Regions from separate parts of the Homo sapiens genome. Here region 2 is linked to region 1. Evidence: chromatin loops called from intact Hi-C (ENCODE). Cell type or tissue: sigmoid colon. All regions are shown on one strand.

Evidence for each region. Peaks named below come from ENCODE experiments on the same cell type or tissue, not always from the same donor. Only the 100,000 strongest peaks of a DNase experiment are listed, where the experiment ranks them.
Region 2: a loop joins it to region 1, with 1.9 times the contacts of the local background. A loop is called at or near these places in 7 of 110 quality-filtered maps.

What each region holds. Positions count from the first base shown.
Region 1 is chr10:49,105,571-49,113,570 of GRCh38, forward strand. VSTM4 (V-set and transmembrane domain containing 4) reads right to left here. Exons shown (of 8, transcript NM_001031746.5): 2 at 2,024-2,425. Among named protein-coding and RNA genes, the nearest start is that of VSTM4, 6.0 kb to the right of the region's middle. RefSeq lists an enhancer at 2,958-3,936. In sigmoid colon, no CTCF peak of the experiment used is centred here; DNase peaks (open chromatin) are centred at 1,041 and 4,531; H3K27ac peaks cover 1,142 bases.
Region 2 is chr10:49,021,684-49,029,683 of GRCh38, forward strand. All of the region lies in intron 7 of VSTM4 (V-set and transmembrane domain containing 4), which reads right to left. Among named protein-coding and RNA genes, the nearest start is that of MIR4294, 40 kb to the left of the region's middle. In sigmoid colon, no CTCF peak of the experiment used is centred here; no DNase peak of the experiment used is centred here; H3K27ac peaks cover 1,290 bases.

The DNA.
Region 1 (8,000 bases):
AGTGAGGTGTTAAAAACTACCTCATGTTTTTGGAGCAAGTTCCCAAACAAATGTTCTAGACTGAACCCAGCTTCACTCACTGAAATGAGATTCACGTTAACCAACAAGCTAAATGACTCTGCTTACTTGAAGGTAGCAAAGCTTTTATATGCTTTATTTGGCAGAATGTCATCACTGCCAAGATATTTCGTCTGTGACTCCAGAATACACTGTGACACAAACACCAAAAACAACACAATTCACACATACACACGTATCATATGTGTGTGTGTATATATATATATATATCTTGTGTGTATATATATATGTATGTATATATCTTGTATATATAAAAGATCTTGTGTTTCACAGCCAAGTGGTATTTGCAGTGGGTTCTTGGCCCAGCCCTTGATGATCTGATGTCTTGTTTTCTATGTGAAAATAATAAGCCAATAGTCATTGGTTTTCTTGAATTAATTTGCTTAAGGAGAAAAATTGCACATTCTATTTAATACCTCATTCTGTACTTATAAACATTACAACAAGCAAACTCCAAAGACAAGTAAAATTGAACTACTGTAAAGACTCTGTATATAAATTATTTTACTCTATGTCCCTTATTCATATAGGACATTAAAAATACTTTTCACAACTAAGTTTTGTCCTTTAAAAAGGCTTGTCAAAACAACATCACTAAGGACTTGAGTATTTTGTTATATGTGTACAATAAAATTAGACCCTTTTTTGTATTTGAGACTATCAGCTGTACTTTGTGATCCTCTTGATCTTGTGCCAAACTAAATTCAATTTCAAAGCAATCAAAGGCAAAATTTAGTGCATAATAGGAAGTCTTACTAAAATTGTGAGAGGTGTCTTCCCGAATAGAAACATTGGTGATAAAAAAATGACAACCCCAAAATATGGCACTTGGTAGCTGAGATGTTGCAGAAATGCTGTCCATCCCTCCTATCTGTCTTCAGGAAGGGAGGGCTACCCCTGGTCCTCTGCCCACTTCCTCATGAATTTCTTGGCGAGCTGTTGCCTAAGTTTGGATCAGTTCCACTGGGCAACCAGCCTGCCCTGCTCCCAGGCCTGACGACTCACAGCAAAACCTCCCAACGCGTGCCTCCTCCATGGGTGCCCGGCACCCCCCAGCCAAAGCCATCAAGCCTGCACAGACCTGGGTGGGAGGCTGAGCACTGACAAACATGCTCTCCTTAGCCAAACTCCAGCCGGGCTCCTCAGAGCCCCTTCTCGACTAAGCCTCAGTCTTGGCCTAAAGACTCCAACAAACACTAACATAGTTTCTAATGGCTCAAGGCCACATGCCTATGCCTACGATGACCTCCTGAAAGTGCCTGCCTGAGAAAACTCAAGGCTGCCAAAAGCATTTACTGCTTGTTCCAGCCAACACCTGAAGACAAAACCCCCATCTCCCCATCTCTGTGGGAAGGTAGAAACCAAACTTCAAACTTCGATAAGCATCTTAGCAAACCCAGATGGCTCCACATAAGCCAAACCTCTCCCTACTGCTTTTTGCAATTTTCACACTTCTTTGACTCTACTGAGTCCCCACTCACCCCCACTCACTCATTCTCCTTTTAAAACAACCAGTCATGTCTGCACAAATCAGAGTTGAGTCCAGTTCATGCCAGGCTCTCTTCTCTACTGCAATAGCTACTGCTGAATAAAATCTGCCCTGACCCCTTTGACCAGGGTCCAGCTTTGTTTACCTTTGACAGCACACAGCAGTCCAACTTCAGACACATAAGAGGCTTTGCCCAGAGATTGGGCTGGGCCATGTTGGGGCAGGCACTTGGTCCTTTCTGTTCTCACTTCTGTGTCTACACAGCACATTAGCCAGTGTCCAGGTAAAGATCTACCCTCACCCCATGGCATGACTCATGTCTGTGACCAACAGAGGCCCACAAGATATGTTCTAGTGCAACACAGCCAACCCGGGAGCCCCTGGGTGGTGGCTGCAAAGGGGGGCCTACTGGCCTGCCCCACCACCACCTCTACCCAGGGAGACCAAGACCCTCACCTCTCATTTCCGTGGCTGAGGAGCCATTGGACCAGGCCGTCCACTTGTTCCTGTGCCTGCTGATTTCCTGGACTCTGCAGACGTAATGCCCTTGATCGGAGGGCTGCAGTGTCAAGACGGAGAGCCTGTAGAGCGCCCCCCGCTGCTCCTCCAGCAGGCGCAGCCTCCGCCGTTTGGCGCTGCGGCTGAAATTCCCATAGTACTGCACCACCCGGAGCTTGGTCATCTTCACCATCAAGGCCTCCTGGGAGTCGAAGGAGTGTGCAAAGAACCAGCGCACGGCCAGCAAGCTGTCCTTCCGCCTTTTCTGGGAGACGTGGCAGAGGAGAGTGGCATTCTCCCCCTCCAGGTAGTCAACCACGGGCCCCGGGGACACAGTGACATTGAGGGCCGCACAGACCTCTGCAGAGAAAAAGGGGAGAAGAGAGGATGAGGAGGGCCCCAAGTCCCCCTGTGGGCAGTCCACAGTCGAGGAGCCAGGAAATGCCTCCACGCACTGGGCATCCTAGTGCTCTGCCTGGCCAGAGAAGCAGGCGGCCCCTCACCTCTCCAGAGGAGGGGTTCTTCTGGGGGTGAGCCTCTGTGGGCCCCCACTGTCTCATCTATGGGACCACCCTGTCCATGTGGGATGCTAAACAATGACCTCCTGACCCAGAAGTATTTTTCAAAATTTTGTAATTAGTTGCTGACGTTTAAAATTCAAATTTCATGTAAAAGATTTAGATTTTTGGAATTTCTTAAAAATGTCTAGCCCACATCCAACCCCCCACCACTCCCCACACCTCACCACCTGGCCCCTGCCCCTCCCCAAGGCCTACTTTTATCAGTTTTGTCCCTGGCCTGATGTCAGCTGTGCTGTGGGTGGGGAGCCGCCCTGGAGCAGGGCAGGGTAGGGCCCTCTCTCTGGTGGCCTGTCCACCAGGAAGCTGGGCCCCTTTCCCTGACTCCGCTATTTCAACTGTACCCAGGGCAGATGAGTAGTAAGGTCGGATGTGAGCTGGGACAACAGGGGTTGCTTGGTTTCCTATTTGTAGGATCCATCGTCTCAGAGTTGAAGAGCAAGAATAAAGAATGATTAAACCCCAGGAAGAGGAGGGATGAGAGACTCTCCCAACAACCCAAAAGACACTTTGGAATTCCAGGCCCCATCCACAACTTCCTGTCCTTTGGTTCCTTAGTTAAAACCAGCCCGAGGGCTGCCCACTCCCAGCCACTGTTCTGCCCCTGAGCTGACCTGTGATGGAGCCACCCCAGCGCCCACTCCACCACCCAGACCAGTAGACCTCAGAGAGGCCGACTGCTGAAGTCTTCTCCCAGGAGCCACGATTCATGGTGTACCCTGGACTGCCCAGTGCGACCAGGCTGCCCGGTGCTCACAGCACAGCCCTCTGGCAGGCAGGGCCCGAGAAAAGATGCTTTGCACAGGATGCCTGGAACCTCTTTCTGCCAAGTCAGGGCTGTCTTCTCACCAGGTTCCATGTCCCCACCCCTGTACTGCCCCATGTATCACTCCAGGAAGCCATTCGCCTCCACCCCCCCACACAAGCAGGTGTCCCCATGGTCATCCCAAAGCACAGCTTTCAGTCCCAAAATGCCACCATCTGGTAACAGAAGAGGGCTTGGGCCCCAGATGTCACAGCCACCAAAACCTTTGACCCCTGGGCAGTGCTGCAGGGAAGCAAGGAGGAAAGTGGAAAAACAGATCAAGCAAGATCTGAACATTTGACAAGGAGGCTGTGGAGCAGCAAGCAGGCGGCCCTGCGGTGGGCTGGGGGAGGGATGGTAGATACAAACTATTCTTCATTGTAAAAATCCAGGCAACAGGTCTTCCTCCTATACAGTTTCCACTATTGATTTAATAACTGAACACCTCAAGACAGATGATTTCAGGATCATTTTTCCTTAATTTTCTTTCTCATCTCTCAGAAGACAAGCACTAGCCCACAGGATATTCAAGGGTAATTCCATGAGCCTTGACTTCATCACACCCATAAAGTCCCTTTTGTCATATAACGTTCCATTCACAGGTCCCCAGGGATTAAAACACCAAAGTCTTTGATATATATGGAAGTGAGCTCAGAAGAAAAAGGGTTAAGGCTCAGCTGGACTCTCCGCTGGATGGGTATGAGGTCTTCTATGCCTACAGTGATGCGGGAGATACTTAGGGCTGCAGACTAATGTGTAGCCAAAGGAGGGACCCACTCTGGTAGCAATCCCGCTGTCATCAGAAGCCCCTCCTGCAAGGCAAATGAAGAGGAATTGGCCCCACAATTCCCCCTGCATCTCGCCCACCTGGCAGGCACCTGGCCCATGGGCCATGTTAAATTAGTCAGAAGACATTTCTTCCTCACTGCTGAAGCCCTGTGTGAAGTCCACACAGCTCCCACGGCAGGAGCTCCCTGGTGAGGAATGCAGCAGCTGGGGGACACTGGCTGACCCAGCTCCAACAGCTGCTGGGGTTGGGCAGCCACAGAGAGCAGCAACGATGCAGCAGCTGGCTTCCAGAACTGAAGTCCAGCCCCACCCCGCCCTCAAGAGCTTCCCAGTGGAGGCCAGGAGAGCTGAGGAAGGCAGGAAATTGAAACAAGATGGGTGGGATGAGAGTGCAGCCGGGACCCCACGCCCCAGGCTCCTCCTATTAATGCTACATGGAAGAGGGATTATTTATAGTGACTGAAACCAGAAGGATGTGCCAAGTGCTCCAGTCCCCATGGGAGGCCAGATTTCTTCCTGGAGGCAAGCTAGTAACCCTTCCACTTCTGTGGCTCAGGACAGGGTCAGGGGATCCCAGGAAAGGGAAAGGACTATTCTCTAGCCTTCCAGGATGAACCCTCTTTTTATAGGCGCACCTCCCTGCCTTCATTTTGCCCCATATTCTCTTACAAATGGCACAAACTTCTGTTTCTTCTACCAAAGTGCAAAGACCTTTGTTATGGGTTGAATTGTGTCCTCCCAAAATTCATATGTTGAAGCGTTAGCCCCAGGACCTAAGAATGGGACTGTATTTGCAGATAGGGTCTTTAAAGGAGTAATTAAATTAAAATAAAGTCATTAAGCTGGGCCCTAATCTAGTATCAATGGTCTTTATAAGAAGAGGAGATAAGAACACAAACACCACAGAGGGAAGACCCTGTGAAGACACAGGGAGAAGGTGGCATCTCCAAGCCAAGGAGAGAGGCCTCAGGAGAAACCAACCCTGCCAGCACCTTGATTGGATTTCCAGACTCCAAAATGTGATGTTTCTGTTGTGTAAGTACCCCAGCCTATGGTACTCTGTTATGACAGCGTAAGCACACTAATCCAGCCCTGTTCACAGCAAGCTTCATTCCAGCCCTCTACCTGCACCTTCAGCACCAGGAGGTGGGTGGTGTGGTTAGAACTCTGATGGCCACAGGCCCCCGCCAAGTCTGAAAGCTTTGCTGGAGGACACAAGCTATTCAGGTTGTGGGGTCCCTGTGCCTGTGACAAGCCTTCTCAGCAAAGCTGGGTGCCTTGAGTAACATTCTTCTCTTCCCCAGCCCTGCCTTAAACCCAGCAAAGGTGGCACATGTATCCAGGCAACTGTGAGATGGGGCAAAGCAGGAGGGAGGAGAGGGAATGCAGTTAGGGCACCCAGGGGCTGGCAAATGTGAGCCAGTTGGGTGTTTATTTCAATACTAAGAGAGAGGTAGTCCGTTATCTTCCCCCGCAGTCATCAGGACCATAGGGCTCAGCAGAGGGAACACCAATGGCAATCAGAGGACAGGACGAGGGGAAGCAGGTGCAGCAGTGTCCAGAGGCAGGAGACAGTGTACAGGGCCCCCGGGAGCCCAGGCTCTTCCCTCTGGATCTCAGTCTGAATGACAGTCCATGCATGCCCAGCTTGTCAGAGGGGCAGGACCTGATGGTGTCACTCGCCCCCTCCTCCACCAGGTAGATGATGGAGCAGCCAGGCAGGGCAGATCCTCCCTCTCCTGGCCTAGGAAGGATTGCCAAAGTCACTCAGGCCCGAAGAAGAAATTAATTTCTTGTTTTGTGACCCTGTGTTGCGGAGAATTGAGGTGGGAGGGAGACGCATCGTCCCCCTCCCCGTTGTACCTCTCCACTCACAGTTCCTGCTTCCTCCAGCTTAAGCCTCATGCAGCAGGCATGTTGTGAAGAAGAAAACAACATTCCTGACCTTGTGCAGTGGACAGTCCAGTGGGTAAGGCAGCCACTCATTGGGGAAAAGACATGGGAGAATATAACTACAGTGTCACATGCCACAGAGAAAAGTGCAGGGTTTAAGAAAATCATGGCAAGATCCTGATCTAGACTTCGGGGTCAGGGGAAGGGACTCTGGGGATGTGAGCTTGAGCTAAAGACTCACTTGCAGCTAATGAAATAAAGTTCAAGGCAGCAACAAGGAATGATTTCCAAGGAGGGAGCCCCACCTCTGCAAATGTTGTGAGGCAAGAGGGACCCTGTACAGGCTGGAAATGGAAAGGTCAGTTCATCCTGGTGAACTGTACCCCACTGTGGCCCAACAGCCACCCTTGCCAACACATGATCCTCAGAAGGCATTCCCTACCCCAGTCAGGTTCCCCAAGGCCACTTTTTGAAGGAGGAATATAACAAAACTGATAGGGAAGAGACTGATACAAACAGAGGGACAGGATTCCTGCTGCAGCAAATCCCAGTCTCCAACAAGCACATGCTCTGGGACTTGGTAGTCCTGGGCACCACATGGGCTAAGCACTGGATGTTTATGGTCCCAGGCCTTCTCTGGTAGTTGCAGAGAAACGATGAGACACAGAAGCAGTGGCTTGGTGGGGCTGGGTAGAGAGCCAGGGGCTGGCATCTGACAGAACCAGGCCGGAAACCTGATTCTGTTAGGTGTGAGCCTCCTGGAGTTTCAGTTTCCTCATCCGAAAAATGGGAAAAGGATGCCTTTCACAGTAAGCATAGGCTCCAATGCAAAAGCACCCTTAAAATACAGATAGAGTTTGCATGCCCTGAGACTGGGGAGGTGGGAGCAATAGAAAGTGACATGCACACTGTCCTGTGAGTACAGTGGGCTTCGTGGGCCCACGACCTGCAGGCACACAGGACCCCATGGTTGGAAGTCCTCACACCCCAACATGGTTTAATCTCTGCTGTTGCTATCTTGAAATTTTAATACATTTTAACAAGGAGGCCCACATTTTCATTTGACACTGGATCCCACAAGCGATGTAGCTGGTTATGTTTGTAGACGAATCTCAAATTCCTGTGGATAAAAGTTAAGGTGTCTAACCCCCTTGCTTATATTTGAATAATGTCATGAAAAGGACTAACACCACTCTGAAAACAGCCTAGGACACCGTTGTAGCTGAATAGAACAACCTACTCATTGTGAAGTGGGAGATGGCCACTTCCAGGTGAGGGAGTAAGGACAACTAACAGAACAAGGCAGCAGCCTCATCTGGGATGCAGAGGTGGGCACAGTCCCTCGGTTCTGAGCAGGCCAGGGATGTGCTCGTAGCTGTGTGCCTCCCACTTCCTCTCTGCCTGAAGAAACTGCACCTGCTCACTTCAGGGAGACCAGAGCCTCTAAGTTTATAAGGAATGCAAACTGTCAGTACTGATCAGCAGCAGTGAGCTTTCTTATTAAAAGAATAGTCTGAATTCATACAGCTAAATCTCTGAAAGAAATAGTTATATTACTTAACAGTCTTTGGCACCAGGAGCCAGTATTTACTGAGCACTAAGCAGAGGTGATGCCAGACCTAGCCCATGGACTGATTCACTCACATTAGCCTATCACCTGAAAATAGCTCCATCCAGGATAAAAATATCACCTTGCCCAATGATAGAGGCTAATACCTGCCGGGTACAAACTCTATGCCCTTTAGATGTATTTTCTCAATTTATCCTGATACTCTGTTTATTCCCATTTTATAGACAAGAGGACTGAGGTACAGAGAGGCTAAGCCCTTGTTCAAGCTCACATAGTAAGTGGCAGAGCTGGAATTCGAAC
Region 2 (8,000 bases), 84 kb before region 1:
GTTGCCAAACATTAAAAAAAAAAGGTTGACAAAACATAGAGGTCCTCTCCTATACTATGGGTGGGAGTCTTTCTTGGTACAAGCAAATAACTGTAAACACTTAAATAGGTATCAGTAGGAGATGGGGGCATTCGTATAACGCAATATACGGTGCAGTCTTTAAGAATGAGGGAGGAGCTATATGTGTACTTTATATTTCACTATCATATCCTGTGTAAATATGCATGTATGCGTGTATGTAAGTAAATATGTGGGTACATATTTTACATACTTAGAAAATCCTGGGAACTCTCGGCACTCGTTCAGAAAATGGAGAGCACATTAACCATGGCTCTTTCTAGGGAAGTAACCTGAACAGCTGCAGGGAGACTCAGCCTTCACTGTGTACATTTGTTGTTACCTTTTGGATTTTGTAGTAGGCATTTTTTAATGCATTTATTTTTTTTTATTTAACAATGCATTAATTAATTTTAACCCATAATTAAAAAAATAAAAGTTGGTCATGAATTTATAGTCACACAGACATTTTCATTTAAGCACCTCTGCTCTTTATAAGGATGTCAGACTTAGGGTTTTTTGGTTTTGGCTTTGGTTTTGTTGTTGTTTGATGGACTTTTTAAAAAAAGTTTGTATGCCTATTTCCTGGTTATCTGGTGGAAATTCCAAACAACTAAACCACCTTCATTCAATTTAAGTTTCTTAAAAAGAATGCCAAAAGCAAAACACTTCTTTTCTTTTGAGATGATGCACCCCAAAAAGGCACGGGAAGTAATAGACAAGGAGAGTTACAAAGAGTTCTTCAAGCCAGCACCTCTGCTGGGGGTGACTGCCAAGTGACCTAGACGAATTGTCTAGCAATTTTTCAATTTCAAAGTTAAGATCATTTATAGGGATGGGAGCCTTCTGCTTGCCTTTTGACACCAAAAGTCTTTACATTTCTTCTTAGTCATCCATATCTTACAAGCAACAAAAACCCTGTTTACATTCTCGCTTTTCAGTTTAATTACATTTCCCATTATAATGATTCCATTTAGAAATGCCATGTGTCCTCAAATAAGCACACAAAACCCAACTCATGTAAATTTTAGCACCAAGATTTATGAAATCATATTGTCCAGGTGTGTTATTACATTACCTTGAAATTGCATTGTTTTCTAGTGTAGATTATCTGTTTATTCTTAAGTTATTCCATTACGTTTGGATATGAAAAATAACACTAGCTCTTTCAATACAGGTCACCAGGCTGGCTTGGCTGATGTGTTGTTTTCATACATTTTTATGATGTTCCTATAGTAAACATAATTTAATAAAGCCAAAGCACACTAAATAAATAATTGCATCTAGAAAAGCAATAAAAACAAATAAAAGTAGTACTTTCATAAGTGGAAAAGGTACTTCAATTACTGCTACAAGCAACAACCCACCATAAAATGTGTAGAATCATTTCCCTTATGCATATTTCTGGAATATAATAATTTGATTGAAGATACGAGGCAGCTCACAGGAGGCTCAGAACTGTGAAGTGTATAGTTTCCAAGATAAGATGCATAATATCAGTCCTTGGCATCTTTAAAGAACCTATTGTTTTTCTGGCATGCACACTTGGCTATCACAATCAGCCATGTGCCTAATTACATTTCCCAGCTTGTTTAACTGGAAATAAATTCCTAATGGCCAATGAAAGGGGCAAATGCATATTCCTCACTGGTTTTCACCAAACTACGTTTCTTTGCACTAATGTTTCAGTGGAAGGTTTAAGGTGCATTTGAGGAGAAGCTTAGAGAAAATTTTTGGCACATCACTAAGACTAGGTAAACTAAAAAACTGGTGGTAAAACCAAGAGCCAGGAGCTGAAAGCAGTGGTTAAAGCAGGTGGTTGCAATGGGGCACAGCCTGACGAGGAGCCTGTTGCAAAGCCTCACCTTTACTTCAGATGATACAAGTTTACTGCTATCTTCAGTAGACAAGCCCAAACTGGATTTAAGCTAGGGAATCACTCCCAGCATCTCTAAAAATGAATGAGGAAGCACTTCTGTTAATTTCCTGATAGACGCTGGCTTCAAAATGACTCTCTTCAAGCCCCCACCCTACTCTGGGGGATGCAGGAAGTACAGAAGGTTGCGGAGTGTTAGTACAAATTGTGGAACTCAGGATAGAAGCTTCAACAGTGTTGAACTGTCTATTCACAAACACTCTTAACGACTGTAAATTCCATTGAAAGCCTCAAGGAAACTGCTTGAAGGAGGAGTTCCAGGCCTCAGACCCGGACCGAGTTTTACATTTATATCCAGATGTTGTAATCACTGGAAAACAGACAGCAAGAGTGAACCAACTGCTGCTGGGAAGTCCTGGCAGAATCCTTTAGAAAAAGCCCTAGAACTTTCTAAATATGTGAGAAGCAACTCGGCCATTTCCTCTCTCCCAGGGCTGTTTGGTTTTACTTTATTTTCCATTTCACCTAACCTGCTGTTACTCCTGGTCAGATTCTCTTTCTATTCCTCAAATAAAGGCCTGGCATTTGTTGTATTCAGCTGCTTGGTATTTTGTGTGTCTCAAATCCCTTGTTTCATGGACCCTTAGTCTCACTTTTCATATTAGAAAACTACCAGACAGGGAGAAAACTACCAGCCAGTGAGAATCCACAAGTAATTCTGGAGGAGGATTCTATGAGCAAGGGGGGATGGAGGGTCAGATACACGCACGTATTGATGCATCAAAGGAAGGCTGCAATAAAGGGAAATTCTTCTAACTCTCAGATCAATGAAAGTGTTCATGGAGAAGAGGTGAGGAGAGTGGCTGAGGCTATCGTCCTGGGGCTGACAGCAGATCATGGGTGCAGGAGGAATTTGGATCTTAGTTTAAAGGTCAGCTGTGTGACCTTGGGCCAGTTCCATCACTGGAGCTCAGAGATAATACCTACTTTGTTGGATGATTATGAGGATTGAAATGAGGTCTATGTAATGTTTTGGCCCAGCAGCTGCCCCATAAAAGGTGCTGAACATGTGTGTGCTGAACAAATCAGTGTTTCAGTGGCATCACCTCCTCTCTAGGGTCAGCTAAAATAGCACGCATATGTGCACGTTCTGAATGCTTCATAAGTTAACAAGAACTTTGTGAACTAAGTAGCCCTGGGTATCTTTTGACAGGTAAGGAACAGATTCTAGGAAATTAGTTGTTATGGACTGAATCTTGTTCCCCAAATTTCCTGTGTTGAAGCCCTAACTCCTAAGACCTCAGAATGTGACTCTATTTGCAGATGGGTTTTTTTAAAGAGGTAATTAAGTTAAAATGAGGCCATTAGGGTGGGCTCTGATCCAATTTGACTGGTGTTCTTCTAAGAAGATGAGGACACACACACAGAGTCAAGACCACATGAAGACACAAGGAGAAGGCGGCATCTGCAAGCCAAGTTGAGAGAGAGAGGCCTTGGGAGAAACCAACCCTGCCAGCACCTTGAGCTCAGACTTCCGGCCTCCACAACTGTGAGAGAATAAAGTCTGTTGTTTTAAGCTGCCCTGACTATGTGACTGTGGTGTTTTGTTATGGCAGCCCTAGCAAATGAATACATAAGTCAAGGTGAGGACAGAAGAGAATGGAAGAAAAGAAAATAGCCTTCCTGAAGGGGAGATGAGAAGAACTACCTGATAGGGTGGGAGAATATACGAGATTAAGGCATTTATGTCAGCAGCAGAGCACCCTCCCCGAGACAAGGCAGGGGACAAAGGTCTGATACATTTACCCCTGGTTCAGTGAGGAGCAGGGCTGGAGGAGAAAGGCTCTAGGACTTCCTCACATGGCACCCTGCCCCCACACACACCTCCCATCCCCAGCTGCCTGGCCCGCCATGGCCAGGCCTCGGCCTTGACCCTGGGCTGCAACAGATCTAGCTGGGTTGCTGGCAGCCCACACAAACCTCCAGCTTTCTGGAAAGGGGGCAATGGTGACTGCCATGCTGACTGGTATGAAGGGCACCTGGCTCCAGCAGGGGAGGGAAGCTAACAGAGAAAAGCCACCCAGGTGTGGCTGCCTCCATCTGAGCAATGCACCTGGCTACCAAGTGACCGGCACACGGGCTAGCTGCAGGACATTCCTGCCCTCTGAACTGCACCCGGGGCCGAGACAGATCCTGCAGTCAGCTGAGCACACAGAGGCTGTGAGTGCCAAGGGTCAGGTTGTTTCTGCCCCCAAACCCTGTGTTCCATCTGCCATTCTGCAGCTCTCTCTGAAGCCACTTTTCTTTTGTTGCCACATTTCATGCTGGGGATGTAAGGAGAAACAAAATGACATGCAGAAGCAGCCCCACCTGAGGAAGAGACTGGGCTGAGGTTTCAAGGTAGAAGACAGAAAAATCCTAGAGGAAAGGGCTCCTTGCCCAGGGAAGCTATCATACTAGGTCTGCGTGCTCGGACTTCCCTGGGCACAGCCTCACTTCTTCCAGGGAAAAACAAACTAGATCTTAAGACAGAGAGGCAACATGAATGAAAACCAAGGCCAACCTGCTCAAGATGGTAGAGAAAACAGACCGAGGAGCCTAGTGTCTGCCGCCTCAATGAACCACTGGATTGGCCCTGGGTCTACCCAGGGTCTCCAGGTTTAAGTGACTGAGAGTTGAAATTCACCCCATGCTCAGCTCTCCCAAGACATTCTGTGGGGCAAGAGTTGTTCCCACCATGATGGGAAGCTCTTCTATAATATGTCTATTAAGATAGGTGCCTTTTTGTAATCTACCTAAAGGTGCCATATAGATGGGCAGTGGCCCTGGACTATGCCCAGATATCTTGTCCTAAAACACAAATAAAAACCAATCTGTTTCAAGATAAAGTGAAATACATAAAATAAACCAAGGCTTTGGGAAGTCACACTCCCAGGGCTAAGCAGAAGTGACCAGATGTTGGGAGGTGGTGGCGTTTCATCTCTGGGTGCCACCCTGCCATGGTGGCAGCCTGCTGCCTGCTGCCCTCCGTGTGGAAAAAGAGGGCCCAGCTCATGGTGGGAGAGGATGGTGGGGCTCAGGATGTGGGTGTTGACAGGGGCAGGGCTGGGCCAGAAGATTTATTCCCTCACAGCAGAGGAACCCGCTGCTACCTGACTCAGGGATGTTTCTGACCTGGGTTCTCTAGCAATGAAGGCCACAGGTTGCAAAACCCTGAGGGAAGGCGTTTCTTTACATTGCACATCCTGTGACTGCTGAAAGTACCAAGCCTTACACTACGGATGCAAAAGAGCCATGTGATCTGCTCAGTCCTCTTTCCAGGCTCCTCCCTGAAACTTCTCTAACAGGGGAGTACAGGTTTCTGTTTAAGTTGATCCCCTCCGCATGAAACTCTTGCCTGTCACACACAAGGTGGACCCCTACTCCTTCAAAACCCACCAGGCCCTCTGAATGCCCTGACACTGATGCCATTGGCGGCCACACTCTCCTGCACTCACTGCACCTGTGATTTCCTCTGACCCTGCACAGCGAGCTACTGGGATTCTGCCTCGCCCTCTCTAATGACCATGATCACCATCACAGAACTGCTCCCTGGCCAGTGAAGGAAGGCATTTTACAACAAACTAATGACCAACTCATTCATTTATACAAGTAACATCTAAGAATGCTCTAAGCATGCATGTTTCTGAGCTATGTTCTCAAATGTGTGCCAGGCCCCCCACGCTGCAGGCATGTTCACCAACATGTGTCCACAGACTCAGCCCTAGGATTACAGTTCCACTCATGCCTCCTGCTGTGTCTCCGATGACATAATGGAGGTTTCTCAAAATTTTATTTTATTTGTTTTAAATGACATGGGGTAAAATTGAGTTTTGAGGTGCCCAGTTCTAAGAATTGTAACACAGGTATAGATGTCTGTAACCACTGCCACAGTCAGGTCTCAGGACAGTTCCATCACCCCTGCATGCCACCCCTCTGCAGTCCCACCTTCCCTCCAGCCCGACCCCTGGCAACCACAGATCTGTCTTCTGCCACTATGTTTTGTCTCTTAGAAAAGGTGATGTACAAAGAATCATACAGTGTGTAACCTTCTGGGATTGGCTTTTTTTACTGAGCATAATTCCCTGAAGATTTATCCCAGTTGTTGCAAGCAACGATTGTCTGCTCCTCTCTGTTGGTAAAGAGTATTCCACATGCTGTAGCTAGCCATCCACTCACCTGCTGGATGACTTGTGGGTTGTTCCAAGTTTTTAGTGGTTATAGAGTTGTTATAAACGTTCAAATATAGGTTTTTGTGTGATGTTTTCATGCCTCCAGAGTAAATACCCAGGAGTGGGTTTGCTAGGCCACATGGCAAGTTATGTTTAACTTTGTAAGAAACTGCCTATTTGTCCAGGGTGGACCATTTTGCCCTCCCACCTGCAAAGCATGAGCGTTTCAATTGCTCCACATCCTTGTCAGCGCTTTTTTTTCTTTTAGCCATTGTTCTAGGTGTCAGTAGCACAGTAATTACCTTTCCCTTATGCTTAAGGAACTTTCCCATCCTAGACTTGAACTCAAGTGCTCCTGGATAGCTGCTGAGCCAGATTAAATTCTTACATAGCACAGTTTCCTCTCAGAAGCATTAGGAAAGGATGATCACACAGACCAGGTTTAAAATGCAGTGATGAACCTTCCTGGACTCTGGGCATCACAAAGTGAGTCTGCAGTTTTCAGAGCTTGCAATGGCCTGTCTAGCCTTCTGTTCTGCCAACAATGAGGTACTATAACAGCAGGTAGCAGCCTCTGGGCTGAATCTCCCACCTCTAATGCAAGCCCCTTTTCCCCCAGTTTGAGGGTGATAATCATGGAAAGTATGTCCATGGGGAAGAACTATTTGATTTGGCTACTGAGAGAAAAGTCAACCTCAAGGAATTCTGAGGTTGTGCACCTTTCTGGAAGATAACACACTTTAAGCTCTTAATGGATAGTTTCTGAGTATATCATTTTGTAGGTGTCTTTCCATGATTCAGGCTGGAACTTAACATTCTTACTAAGAGAGGTTTAGCATTCTCTTATGCAGACTCCTGCAAAACAACACTTTTTCACAGAGATCACAGTTGGATGTGTAACTTGAATTAAGTCACGGTAATAAAAGAAAAATGCAATTGCAGCCTCTGCAAGTTCTCTCAACATCAAAAGTTCAATTGGGTAATACCATTATCACAGCAACAGATCAATAACTGGGACATGGAATGTTTATGTTAACGTCATCTTAGAGTTTAAAAATGTGACTGCAGCTCCACAGAGCTGCACTATCAGGAATCTATTTACCCATGAGAGAATTACAAATTATCAGGGGCAGACTTCCTCTTCTACCTGCAAGATAAGTGCTCATTTTTTATTCAATGGAGTAACTTGTAAAACAAACTCTCCCCTAACAACAGCCACTGCACATACAACTATAGCCACCAAGGAGCTTGAGGCTGTGCATTCAGAAAGCTCTATTTGACAGAGGGTCTCCTCAATGGGTCTCCATAGTACCCAACTCAGGAGAGTAAAGTATGCTGTGAAGCTTATCAGTCCTACTATCATCGACATGCCTTGGATATGAACTTGACTTAATCTCAAGTACCATGGGTGCTGATTGGCAAATTTATTTAAATCTATTATGAAAAGAGAATATAGAGTTCTATGGTGTATATGTTAAATAAAAATAAAGAAACAAAAGAAATGTCTTTCCAAAACAAAGGACATAATCCAGAAGTGGCTTTGGGAGGTAGCAGAGTGTGGTGGCTGAGAATTGGTCCTTCTGAGAACAGAACTCAGAAAACACTAATTTTCACCATCTCGCTCCATCCTCATGCCAGCACTGTGAGGCAGGGCCAGTGATTATGGAGTCTGGATTACAGGTGGTGTCTGGATTCAGAGCCAGTCAGTCCTTCCCAGATGCTCGTGGGCAGTCCCAGGCATCGCAAATGCATGCTCAGAGGCAGAGTCTATGCTCTGATGTGAATGCCTTGTATCCAGGTGAGCAGACAGGCAGACAGCAGTCCCTTCCCAAGAAGTAGGCCTGGGATGCCAACAG